2 separate regions of the Mus musculus genome follow, and region 2 is linked to region 1. A link is a contact called in ENCODE POLR2A ChIA-PET data. All regions are on one chromosome and are shown on one strand. The core of a region is the stretch at or near the end of the contact, and the rest is flanking DNA. Distances in the headings are between cores, read along the strand shown. Region 1 holds the start of 1700113A16Rik (RIKEN cDNA 1700113A16 gene). Region 2 holds the start of Cct3 (chaperonin containing Tcp1, subunit 3 (gamma)).

The links. ChIA-PET counts read pairs that join two places held with the same protein, here RNA polymerase II (POLR2A).
Region 2: POLR2A ChIA-PET joins it to region 1 with 36 read pairs in Patski. The contact joins the promoter of Cct3 here to the promoter of 1700113A16Rik in region 1. POLR2A ChIA-PET finds 5 or more read pairs at or near these places in 4 of 5 experiments (Patski and embryonic stem cell).

Annotation. Positions count from the first base shown.
Region 1 is chr3:88,174,772-88,181,221 of GRCm38, forward strand. It overlaps 1700113A16Rik (RIKEN cDNA 1700113A16 gene), which reads right to left and starts at 3,014. Exons shown (of 3, transcript NR_045997.1): 1 at 2,816-3,014; 2 at 1,080-1,164.
Region 2 is chr3:88,293,866-88,300,315 of GRCm38, forward strand. Cct3 (chaperonin containing Tcp1, subunit 3 (gamma)) reads left to right here and starts at 3,270. Exons shown (of 14, transcript NM_009836.1): 1 at 3,270-3,401; 2 at 5,477-5,538. The coding sequence starts at 3,371. Tsacc (TSSK6 activating co-chaperone) reads right to left here and starts at 3,134. Exons shown (of 4, transcript NM_001357024.1): 1 at 2,959-3,134; 2 at 1,526-1,585. The coding sequence starts at 1,562.

The DNA of each region.
Region 1 (6,450 bases), core at 1,764-4,263:
TCCCTCCCTCCCTCCCTCCCTCCCTTTCTTTCTTCCTGCTGTTTGGGACAGGTTCTCTCTGCTCTCCTGGAACTCACTACTATATCAGACTAGCTCTGAATTTCCAGAGATCTGTCTGCTTCTACTGGGATCAAAAGTGTGTACAAGCAGCTCTCAAGGCTTCTTACACTTTCCTTCTCACAAACCTCTCTTCAGCTGAATTCATGTTCTGTACACCCAGAACGTGAAATGTACAAATCAAACATCTGCTGGAAATGACAAGTTTGTGTATTTGTGTGGGTGGGTGGGTGTCCTCCTCAGTCATTCTTGACCGAATCTGGAGTTTGTCATTTTAGTCATACTAGCTGGCCACATGCCCAAATGATTCTCTTGTGGGATTACAGGCACCCACAACTGTACCTAGCTTTGCTGACCTGAAGACATACTTGTGCCATCTCCATAGCCCCCCAGATTTGTTTTAAATAAAATTCTTTAATACACATAAACTATCTGGTCTATATTTATAATCTTAATAGTTATTAAAGATTAAAGCATCCAGCCCAGCTAAGACTACATGAAGAAATTAAAGCAAGTTTTCATACTAATAAGATGGATTTATTTTTATATAACTCTTGGCTGAAGGCTGGGTATAGTGGTGCATGCCTTTAATCCTAGCACGTGAAAGGCAGAGGCAGGCAAAACTCTCTTGAGTTCTAGACCAACCTGATCGACATACAGACAGCCAAGGCTAGAGTAAAACCCTGTCTTAATTCAAAAAACAATCAGTCAAGCTTGGCTGAATATTTGACAGTTCTCCATGTAGAACCTCTTCAATATTTTTCAGAACTAATACTTTGATTTGATACTTGTCAACACTGAGTGTGCTGCTTCATAGAGTACAAAATGGCAGGTGTAGTGTAGCCTGGTTGGTTTTGTCAACTTGACACAACCTGGAATCACCCAGAAAGAGACAACTTCAATTCAAGCACTACCTCCAAGGGCTGCAGAGATGGCACAGGGATGGGACAGCCCAGCAAGCAAGAAGTCCTGGGCTCACACTTCACTCAGCGCTTAATACTTCAAGAGGCAGTGCCACACACCTGGAATCCTAGTAAGAGATGGCGGTGAAACTCGGGGGTATCCTCTGCTGTACGTGAGCTCAGGATAACTGGAATACATGGAATTCTAGTAAAAAAAAGAATAAAATGAAACTAAGCCAAACATTCTAACATGATCCCAAGGATCTTAAAAAATACTGACTGGACATTATCTGGCATGGTGCCTACACAAATGAAAGACAGTGCATATTTTTGTTGTGTTTTTTATGTGATTTTCTTTTTCTTTTTTGGTTTTTCGAGACAAGGTTTCTCTGTTTCCTGGCTGTCCTGGAACTCACTATGAGACCAGGTTAGCCTCGAACGCAGAAATCCACCTGCCTCTGCCTCCCAAGTGCTGGGATTAAAGGTGTTCGCCACCACTGCCCGGCTTTTTTTGGGCGGGGGGGATTTTCTTTTCTTTTTTTTTTTCCATTTTTTATTAGGTATTTAGCTCATTTACATTTCCAATGCTATACCAAAAGTCCCCCATACCCACCCACCCCCACTCCCCTACCCACCCACTCCCCCTTTTTGGCCCTGGCGCTCCCCTGTACTGGGGCATATAAAGTTTGCGTGTCCAATGGGCCTCTCCAGTGATGGCCGACTAGGCCATCTTTTGATACATATGCAGCTAGAGTCAAGAGCTCCGGGGTACTGGTTAGTTCATAATGTTGTTCCACCTATAGGGTTGCAGATCCCTTTAGCTCCTTGGGTACTTTCTCTAGCTCCTCCATTGGGAGCCCTGTGATCCATCCATTAGCTGACTGTGAGCATCCACTTCTGTGTTTGCTAGGCCCCGGCATAGTCTCACAAGAGACAGCTACATCTGGGTCCTTTCAATAAAATCTTGCTAGTGTATGCAATGGTGTGGATTTTATTTTCTTGTGTGTGTGTGCATGAGTGTCCCTGGAGGCTGGAGCAGGGCATCAAGTTTATTGGAGCTAATGTTACAGGCAGTTGTGAGATGTTGGCATGGGTGCTAGAACCAATTCAGGTCAGCAAACATTTTTTGTTGTTTATGTGCATTGATGTTTTGCTTGCATGTCTGTCTATGTAAGGACAGTTGTGAGCTGCCATGTGGGTGCTGAGAATGGAACACAGGTCCTCTGGAGGAGCAGTCAATGCTCTTAACCACTGACTCCCCCAGCAAACATTCTTATACAACACCCCTCTGGTCTCCTCAGGACACATGTGTACATACACATTTTTTTTTAATAAAAAATACTCCCAAGTTGCAACTTTTTGAAGCTGATCTCTTTTTTAGCTGAAGGACGAGTTCCTCGAGTATTGCCATATAAAATAGAACTAGGGTGTGGGTCTCTTGGACTCAGCTATCAAGGTCAGTGGTTCTTAGGAGCAATCAGTGCTGTCTAACTGTTCATGCCACGAGGCCAGTGGTTATTTTGGTCTGACTCATCCTTTAGTCCCATGGGCTATCTTTTCCAGCCTTGTGATTGTGTGGGAACTTGTTCAAGGATCAGCAGATGTGGAAGGGACCCAGGCGATCTCATCTCAGGCTCTGGACCTGAATGTTTGCAGCCTGAAATCACTCACTACCTGGACGAAGAGCAAATCCACTTTCCTGTCCTGTTTCAGACTTGGGTCTCAAATAGAAGAGGTAGCCTTAGCATAGTTTACAGGTCCCCCCCCCCCCCCCCCGTTCTAGCCACCCAGCCTAGCGAAGTTCCTTGGTAGTTTGCAGCAGGTCAGTTCCGGCCTCTCGGGTGAGTCAGATTTACCCCTTAGCCTCGTATTGGCTCAGCTCCACCTCTCGGTGTCTGTCCAGTCTCGGGGAGCGTCTCCACCCTCACAGGATAGCGGCCCAGGACTACTCCTATTTAGGACATGAGCTGCCACGTGCCCAAAGCATGCTGGGTGCCCCTGGGGAGGGGAAGACCCGCAGGACGCCGGATCACGCGCCCGTTACGCACCGCCCCCACGTGACCCGCGGTGTGTTCCGGAGATGAATTGCTTCCGGGTTTCAAAGTAACCCTCCACTCTAAGGCGAAAGGGGGCGGGTATAGAAGGTAGGCTGTAGAGTCGCCTAACATCCATTTCCGTACGTTCTGCCCCACTCCCCCAAGGTGTCGCTGAGACCCTTGACTGCGTCTCCGGGGCTTAGCAGGTGGCAGAGCACGCTCCGGAGCCTCTCGTAAAGTTCCGCCGCGCGTGGAACAAAGGCCTTCAAGCCACGCCCGGCGCCGCCTGCTACTCAGGGGGAAGTAGGTAACTAGGCTCACTCCATTGGCCCTTCGGGTGAGTGATGGAAGCACCGGCCAACCGCTGCCTGCACAAGATGCGTGCGTAGTACTCAGAAGGTTCAGCAAGGGTGAAACTACGTGAAGCTCTAGTTTTGGGCAGTTTCTCTGGGGCTCTGAGGAGGTGCGCATGCGTAAAACCCCCATCGTCAACTTCCTGCACAAATTGAGAATTAGCACCCTCAGCCTTGGCAATTTTACTGAGATTGACAGCACTGCGTAAGATCTGGCATTGCCTGGGCGTTCCAGAAGGAGAATCCGACAGGCGAATGCAACGATTTGTCATTGTCAAAACTGTTAACCACAAAGTCCACGCCGAAAAACTGCGTGATTGAATTATTTAAAAAAGGGGGCTGGAGAGATGGCTCAGTGGTTAAGAGCACTGATTGCTCTTCCGAAGGTCCTGAGTTCAAATCCCAGCAACCACATGGTGGCTCACAACCATCTGTAATGAGATCTGATGCCAGTCCAGGGTGTCTGAAGACAGCTGCAGTGTAGTTACATATAATAAATAAATAAATAAATAAATAAATAAATGAATGGTGTAGTTACATATAATAAATAAATAAACAAACAAATAAATATTTAAAAAAGAAAAAAATCGCGGGGCTGGGGATGTAGCTCCGAGCCCGGAGTTCTGCTGGAGTTCGACCTGGTGTGTGCATATAGGATTAGAAGTTCAAGGCTATCCCGAAATATAAGAGACTCTGGTCTAAAAAAAAAAAAAAAAAAAAAAAAGAGCCACAAATGATTTTGTTTGGAGAAGTAGTCACAGATGCCGTCCACTTTAATGGGCCACAGGTTGGACACGCCTTGCTCTATTTTCCTGTCTTCTGGCGGTAAGATTATAGTGCGAATAGCCTGAGAGCTATTGGCCTGAATCTGTGCAGACACCTTGCTACAGTAGTAAGAATATTTATTTAGAGAGGTTTCACAGTTTGTCTTATACTCTTTCACTCAAGAGGTCCTCACATAACCCTTCTATTGGGATGGAGGTATAGCTTAGTTTAATGGTAGAGCACTTGCCTAGAAGGAGTTCCGTTCCCAGATTACAGTGGCCGCCACATCGTGTAGACAGATCCCAAGCTGAGGCTTAAGATGCTGGAGTCCCAAAAAACACTGTCCAGGTGAAGCAGCCAAGAGGCCCTATCTCCCCACCCAGGGGTCCTATATTGTTAGGGACTGTTGCTCGCAGTGACCTAGTGTCAAGTTGGGATAATTACTCTTTTTTTTTTTTTTTAAGATTTTATTTATATAAGTACACTGTAGCTGTCTTCAGACACACCAGAAGAAGGAATCAGACCCCATTACAGATGGTTATGAGCCACTATGTGTTTGGTGGGAATTGAACTCAGGAACTCTGGAAGAGCAGTCAGTGCTTTTTTTTGGGGGGGGGGGGGTTTCGAGACAGGGTTTCTCTGTATAGCCCTGGCTGTCCTGGAACTCACTTTGTAGAGGCTGGCCTCGAACTCAGAAATCCGCCTGCCTCTGCCTCCCAAGTACTGGGATTAAAGGCGTGCGCCACCACGCCTGGCAGTCAGTGCTTTTAAATACTGAGCCATCCAGGGATGGAAGAGCATAGGCAGAGTTAAAGTTGTTGAAGTTCAAATATAACAAAATAACAGAAGCATTGGCAGAGCCGAGGGCTGGTAAAGGTGGGGTGTGTTGGTAGTTACCTGAGCAGAGTTGGAGGGTGGGATGGAAAAGAGCACAGGCAGGGTGCGTGCGGCTGGCATCAGCCTGCTTACTGGTTAAATGCTGGGACTCTGGCATCCATTTTATATGTATAAAGAATAATTTAAATGGTGGGCCTAGTGACAAAAATGCTTGGGACACTAAGGATTGTGAATTCAAAGCTGGCTTGGACTGCACAGCAAGTCCAAGGCCAGTCTACTGGTTTGCTTTCTAAATTGTAATAAAGCATTCTAACCAAAAGCAGCTTGGGAAGGAAAGGGTTTATTTCACTTACAAGTTTATTAACTTACAAGTTAATATCCCTCGCCAGAAGAAGTCAGGACAGGAGCTAAAGGCAGGAACCTGGATGAAGGAACGGAAGTGAAAACAATGGAGAAACACTGTGTTCTGGCTTGATCCCTTCAGCTAGTATTTTATGCCGTTTTAAAGATTTATTTAGGGACTGGAGAGATGGCTCAGCAGTTAAAAGCACTTGTTCTTTTGGGAGTCCCAGGCACAGTTCCCCGAGCACCCACATGATAACTCAGTCATTCCAACTTCAGTTCCAGAAGATCGGACACTTTTTTGATCTTCATGGACAGCAGGCACAGAAGTGGTGCACAGACATGCGATGCAGGCAGAACATTCAAACACACAAAATAGATAAATCTAAAAAAAAATAAGAGATTTATTAAGTGTATGTATACCACACATGTTCAGGTACCCACTGGAGGCCAGAAGACTGCATGAGGCCCCCTAGAGCAGGAGTTATAAGCAGTTGTGACCCACCTGATGTGTGTGCTAGGGTTCCCTCCCAGGGATCCTCTAGAACAACAGTAAGTGCTTTAACTACTGAGTCATCTCTGCAGCCCTAGTTACATTCTTTCTTTCCTTCTTTCTCTCTCTCTCTCTCTCTCTCTTTCTTTCTTTCTTTTATTTAACTTACCTAGTTAATGTGTCTGTTTATTGTGGTGCTGGGAATAGAACTCACAGCCTTAGCTGTGCTAGATAAGCATTCTGTTGTTTAGCTGCACCCCCAGCCCCCAACTATCCCAAAGGCCAATCTGTTGGTGGCAATTCTTCAGCTGAAGATCCCTCATTGTGTGAATGACAACAAAGGTTAGCTCTCACAGCCAGTCTGAGACCTTACCTCAAAATAAAGTCTCACACTGAGTTAGGTGTCACACACCTGTCATCTCAGCAGAAAGTGAGTCCAAGGCCAATCCGAGCTACATAGCAAGTCTTCCTTTAGGAAGAAGAGAGCTGGAGAGATGTCTTAAATGTTAAAAGGCTACCGGCTGCTCTTCTGGAGTATCAGGTACAATCCTCAGCACCCACATGGTAGTCCAGAGCTATCTGTAGCTCCAGTCCCAGGGGTTTTGACACCTTCTTCTGGCCTCTGAGTGCACTTTGCATGCATATGGTGCATAGACATACATGCA
Region 2 (6,450 bases), core at 2,020-4,519, 120 kb after region 1:
ATGTGTATGGTGCTCTCCGAGACCAGAAGAGGGTATCAGCATTCAGAGCCTCTGAAACTGGAGTTATAGAAAGCTGTGAGCTGCCATGTAGGGGTGCTAGGAATTGAACCTGTGTCCTCTGGAAGAGTAGCCAGTGCTCTTAACCATCTCTCCTGTCCCTTCCACTTTATTTTTTTCTTTTTTGTTTTATTGGAGGGGTTGGTTCAGGTTTTCTCTGTAGCCCCTGATGTTCTGGAACTCACCACACCCAGCCTTGCTTTATTTTGCTGAGTAAGGGTCTCTCACCAAACCTGGAACTTATCATTTCAGCTAGACTGTCTCATCAATAGCCATCAGGGATCTACCTGTTTACTCTATGTCCCTGCCTCCATAAGTACTGGGATACAGACATATGCCACCATATCTGGCTTTTTTTTTTTTGTTTGTTTGGTTTTTTTTGTTTTTCGAGACAGGGTTTCTCTGTATAGCCCTGGCTGTCCTGGAACTCACTCTGTAGACCAGGCTGGCCTCGAACTCAGAAATCTGCCTGCCTCTGTCTCCTGAGTGCTGAGATTAAAGGCATGCGCCACCACGCCCGGCTCATATCTGGCCTTTTATATGATTTAGAGGAGCCACACTCAGATCCTCAGGTATGCATAGCAAGGACTTTACCCACCGAGCCACCTCTGCAGTGCCCCGACATATCCTTTTCAATGGTCCTAGGTAGCCAGTATTAGCAGCATTGTACTTGAGGAATCCCATGTTAATAAAATTTGGTCAGGATTCCACAACTGGCACATGGCAGTTGCATGGAATTAAGCCAGGGTCTCTAGGCAGCAAAGCTGTGATCTACTTAGTGACACTTTACAAGTGCTATAAAAATAACTCATCAAAGTCAGGTAGGTAGTACATGCCTGTCAACTCAGCAGCTGGGAAGGCTGTAGCAGGACTGTTTCGAGTTTGAGGACATGCTGGTCTATATAACAACTCTTTTAAAAAGAAGAAAGAAGGAAAAAGAAAAGAAAAGAAAAAAAGCTGGACACAGTAGGTCATACCTATAATCCCTGGGATGTGACTGTTCTGGCAAAAGGGTTGTCTCAAGTAAGGATAGTGAGTTCCATAGCCAGCAAAGTTAAACCTATCTCCTTTACCCAAAAATATCCCACAAGTACTTTCCAAGTAACCAAGTAGCAGGCCACTGTTTAGTGGCAAATGTTTAGTCATTTCTGAAACCCTGAGTGAATGGGGAAGGCTGGCTTCTGAGGGAGGGGACACAGGGGCTGTGACACACCTTTTTCCTTAGTTTCATTTCTGAAACCCTGAGTGAATGGGGAAGGCTGGCTTCTGAGGGAGGGGACACAGGGGCTGTGACACACCTTTTTCCTTAGTTTCATTTCTGAAACCCTGAGTGAATGGGGAAGGCTGGCTTCTGAGGGAGGGGACACAGGGGCTGTGACACACCTTTTTCCTTAGTTTCATTTCTGAAACCCTGAGTGAATGGGGAAGGCTGGCTTCTGAGGGAGGGGACACAGGGGCTGTGACACACCTTTTTCCTTAGTAGGGTTACTAGTGTGCTGCTCCATCTTGACAGCAACAGGTCTGGTGCCTGGGAAAGAATAATAGGGTCACATGGTCAAACAACAGTGTCTTCTTTCCTAAGCACTCCCCTGAAAGCCCGAAGTGTAACAGTATATAACAGTGTATACACTATCTCATAGAGGTGTCTGGTTTTAAATGTAAAATTTTTAAGTTTTAATTATGTGAATATGTACATATATGAGTAGATCTCCCTTGAGTGAGAGGTGACTGTGAGCAGCCAGACATCAGTTCAAGGAATTGTGCTGAGGTTCTCTGCAAGAGCAATATACCCTCTAAGCCCACTGAGCCTTCCCTCCAGGCTGCCTCCCTTATGTGGTCCAGGGAGACTGAAGCCACTGAAAATCGCTATCCTCTTGACTCAGCCTCTGGAGTTTATTACAGGGGTGTGCTACCACACCAAACAAACAACTGTTCTGAAATTGTTAATTTTTCTCCAATTCCCTTCGGCAGTTTTTGTTAGTGCCTTTTCACTGCAGAAGACAAAGCATACCAAATACGAACTTTAAATCTATCACAAACATGTCATGACTCTTTGAGACTTCTGTTTAATTACTAGCCTTATTTTTTTTGTTGTTTTGTTTTGTCTTTTTCCTATATGGGGTGATCTGGCAAGAGGCTTGTCTCCAGTTTGAGATCAGCCTGGTCTTTACGACGAGTTTTAGGCCAGCCTTAGAACTCTGGTAAAGATAATACGGTAATTAAAAAAACAAAAACTCTAGTTTCTTTTGTCACTAACCAGTGACCAGGCTGGGGGGGAGGGGGCGAAGAAGACTCATAATACTGCAAGAAACACGACTTAGGATATTCGGGGGAAATGTGAGCGATCCTCCTTTATGTCTTTTTGCCTTAGACTCAACGTATTTTTCTAAGAAGTAAGACATTAGGACAGGAGAGATAGCTCAACAGTTAAGAGCAATAGATGGTCCCGCAGACAGGGTTACTTCCTAGCACCCACGTGGCGGTTCACAATCAATTCCAGTTCCAGAGGATCAGACTCCCGCTTGATCGCCTCTCACAAGTGGTGCACCTACATACGCACAGGCAAAACAACCATACACATAAAATAAAAAATAGGTACATCTAAAGAACAAGAATTTTCCTTCCTTTTCTTTAAAAAAGAAAACCAGCGCGTCTAGAGCAGTAAACCACAACTCCCAGCATGCTCCGGGGAGGCGGGGAGCCGAGTCGTTGCCTCCCCGCCCCGTAGGACAACTTCCACTTTTACACTGCCTCAATCTCTCGGGCCACGACGGGTATTTCTGGCTCCTCTACTCCTCCCTACCGCTAAGGCTGAAATAAAAAGTAGAGAACTATCATGCCTTCCTTGGCCTTCACGGTCGGACGAGAACCGATGGACAAAACAGAGCTTCATGATCTTACCTACAGCATTAATCCAAAGCCTCCACCCCAGCACCCACCCTCTAGTGGGTACTCATGCGCTGTAGCGAGCCAGCTAACTGCCCGTGCTTTGGCGCTTGCGCAGACATTCTGGCCGCACGCGGCCGGGAGCGGCCACGCCAGTGCGCAAGCGCTTGCGTCTCCCAGTCCCCTACATCATGCCCTCTCTATCTAACTTGCCTTGCCTTTCTTGCGTAGAGGGCGGGGCTAATACTGTCGATTGGCCTATGTTTTTGTCAATCAATAAAATGAGTTTGGTGATTGGCGGCACTTCAGAGGTTAGCAGGTTTCTGTGTCATTCCTGAGGAGGCAGCGTTTTCTTCGCTGCTCTTCTCTCCAGAAGGTTCTGCCGATTCCCCCCAGCTCTGGAGAGTCGGCTCTGCGTCGTGCCGCCATGATGGGCCACCGTCCAGTGCTCGTGCTCAGTGAGTTCAGGGAAGGGATGTCTCTCTCCGCCCCTCTCTCCCCAAGCTGGCCAGTGTTGCCCAGCTCCGTCCCGCCATGACTCGGCCCTCGTGCCTTCCAGTGGTCTTTTCGCCTTGGACCAAGCTCCTTCCCCACTTTTCTTCTCTTGCCTCTCCTGTCGCCTTCTTTTGACAAAATGACTTTCCGCTCTCGGAGTCGCTAGTCTTTACGTGTGCTTCATCCTATTCGCGTTCGGTTCTTTAGTCGCCACCCTCCACGCCCCCGTGTCCTTTACAGCATGATTTCCGTGTAGATAGTAATGATGGTTCTTAACGGTAGGCCTTGCTTCCTATGCTCGGTCCATCCCTCCGTAGAGGCGTGACTTAACGGCAACTCGCTTGATTGATACTTTAGCATCAGTATTTAGGAGGCTGTAGTAGAGTTGTTAAGTTGATAAGTAAAAGCTGCCTTTACCGGCAGATCGAATCGGAAGTGGCATCTTTTCAGTAGCGGTCATTCAGCAACCCTTGTTCGGAAATGACATTCCTGGCGTTCCCGATCTTGGATGTGATCTTTCCCACCAGCCAGTTCTCCCAAATTCCTTTCCTGGTTTTCTTTCCTCTTTAGGGAACGCCACTCATCTCAGTAAAGAGCACCAGTTCCTTGTCAGTTACCTGAGCTATTGAGAATAACTCAGTAAGCCTGGGTCAAAGTTAAACATAGTAAAGAGAAAAACAGATTTAGTCTGGCCACACTGGGAGGAGAGACAAAGGTGTTCAGTGACACTACCTCTCCTACACACTCGTAGACGAGTCCATGAGGTTTTAAGCAGCAGGCCAGATTTGTAAGAAGTCATTATTTTCTGCTCTAGTCTCCTGAGAGAAGTTTACCTACAGGGTGGCTCTCAGGCTTTAGTCTTTTTCCTGTTCTATCGTGAGATTCCTTGGCTTGTGATTGATATTTTGTTTGTTTTCGTCTGTGTATGGCACCAAGATTCCCTGGAATTGGAGTTACAGGCAGTTGTGAGCCACCTTGAGGGGCTGGGAATTGAAGCTGAACCATCTTTCCAGCCTCACAAGCAGACTTTCTTGGTCACTAATCTTTGAGACTCTGTGGCTCCTCTTCCCGGGGATGTTGTAAGGGGTGTGCAGTCTTGTGAAAAATCACTGTCCTACTGAGGCCCATTCAGGGCACTCAAGATATGAATCACTGGAAATATGTAAGCATGCATACAAGGAAAGTACTGGTCAAGACTATGAAGTTGAAGCATTTCAGGTTATCTCTTATTATACCGGGGGTTCTCTCATTATCTGTGTTTTTTGCCTGCCTCTATGTCTGTGCCTGCAGACACCAGAAAAGGACATCAGATCCCCTGGAACTGTAGTTAGAGATGATTGTGAGCTACCATGTTGGTGCTGGAAATGAATGCAGAGATCTCTGCAAGAGCTTCCAAAGGTTTTAACTACCAGGCCATCTCACTTCGTAACTGGCTAGCCTGGAACTAACTCACTTTATAAACCAAGTTGGTTGGTGTTCAAGTCACAGAAATCCATCTGCATCAGTGCTCGGATTAAAGGCATATGCTACCACGCTCAACCTTAAACAGTTGTAATTGACTGCTGGTTATACACTGAAAACTTTGTATTTATTTTTATTTTCAAAACTTGATGAATAGGGTTGGTGGTAGGATGGCTCAACAGGTTTAAAAAAAAAAAAAAAGCTCCTGACACTAAGCCTAATAATAACTGGAGGTCTTTTTGTTGTTGCTATTTTTGTTTGTTTGTTTGTTTGTTTGTTTGTTTCATTTGAGGCAGGTTCTCTATATATATGCCAAGTCACAGAGATACTCCTGACTCTGCCGTAAGTGCTGGGGTCAAAGGCATGCACCACCCTACCTGACTTGGATGACCAAGTTTGATCCCTGGCACCCATGTGATAGAAAGAAAATTAACTCTGAAAGTTGTTTTCTGACCTCACAGTTTTGCCAAGCATTTGTACACCTGATATATACATTAAAATGTAGCATTTTTTTTAAGTTAGGAAATAAAATGATTGTGTACACTGGGCTGTTGACATGTGTTTTTGTCTGTTTTAGGTCAGAACACAAAGCGTGAATCTGGAAGAAAAGTTCAGTCTGGAAATATCAATGCTGCAAAGGTAGTGCATGTTTTATGAGATAACAGCAGTTTGTTCTGGCTGACTCTCCTAATACTTCCTTATTGGTAGTAGCAAACTTCCTATGGTTCTGTACTTCATACAATGAGCAGAGGAAAACTTGCTTTTTTTTTCCAAGGCATTTCCCTGGTGGTGATACAGGAAGGGAGGTTTTTAAAAGATTTGCTTGTTTTACTTTACTGTTGGAGTGTTTTGCCTCCATGCATGTATGTATGTGTGTACATGGCATGGAAGCATAGAGGAGGTGGTCAGATCCCCCTGAAACCGGAGCTACAGGCCATTGTGAAAGTTCCCGTATCAGTGCTAGGACTTTAATCTAGGTCCTCTGAAAGAGCCCTGTCCCCTCTTGTTTGGGTAGCCTAGAATTTACTGCGTATAGTAGGTTGTCCTTGAACTCATGGATCTACTTGCCTCTGTCTCCCAAATCCTGGGGCTAAAATCATGTGCCACCACTCTGAGCTCAGTAAGTATATTTTTGAGTGAATGATTAGAAGTCTTGATTTCATGTGGACCAGAGGCCACTGTCAATAAAAGTATTAATGCTGAACTCTTAGGACACTAAAACTGAAATAGCTTCTGAAAATTTATTTGTTGTGTCTAAAATAGTTACCATTCTCGTCGTTAAGTGCCATTGTTAAACAGTGGCACTGGCTGGAGAGATGGCTGAATAGTTAAGAACACTTGCTACTCTTTTTTGTTTGTTTGTTTGTTTGTTTGTTTGTTTTTTTCAAGACAGGATTTCTCTGTGTGGCTCTGGCTGTCCTGGAACTCAGTCTGTAAAACAGGCTGGCCTCGAACTCAGAAATAAGCCTGCCTCTGCCTCCCGAGTGCTGGGATTAAAGGCATGCACCACCACACTATTAGACATACTGGAAGAGGGCATCAGATCCCATA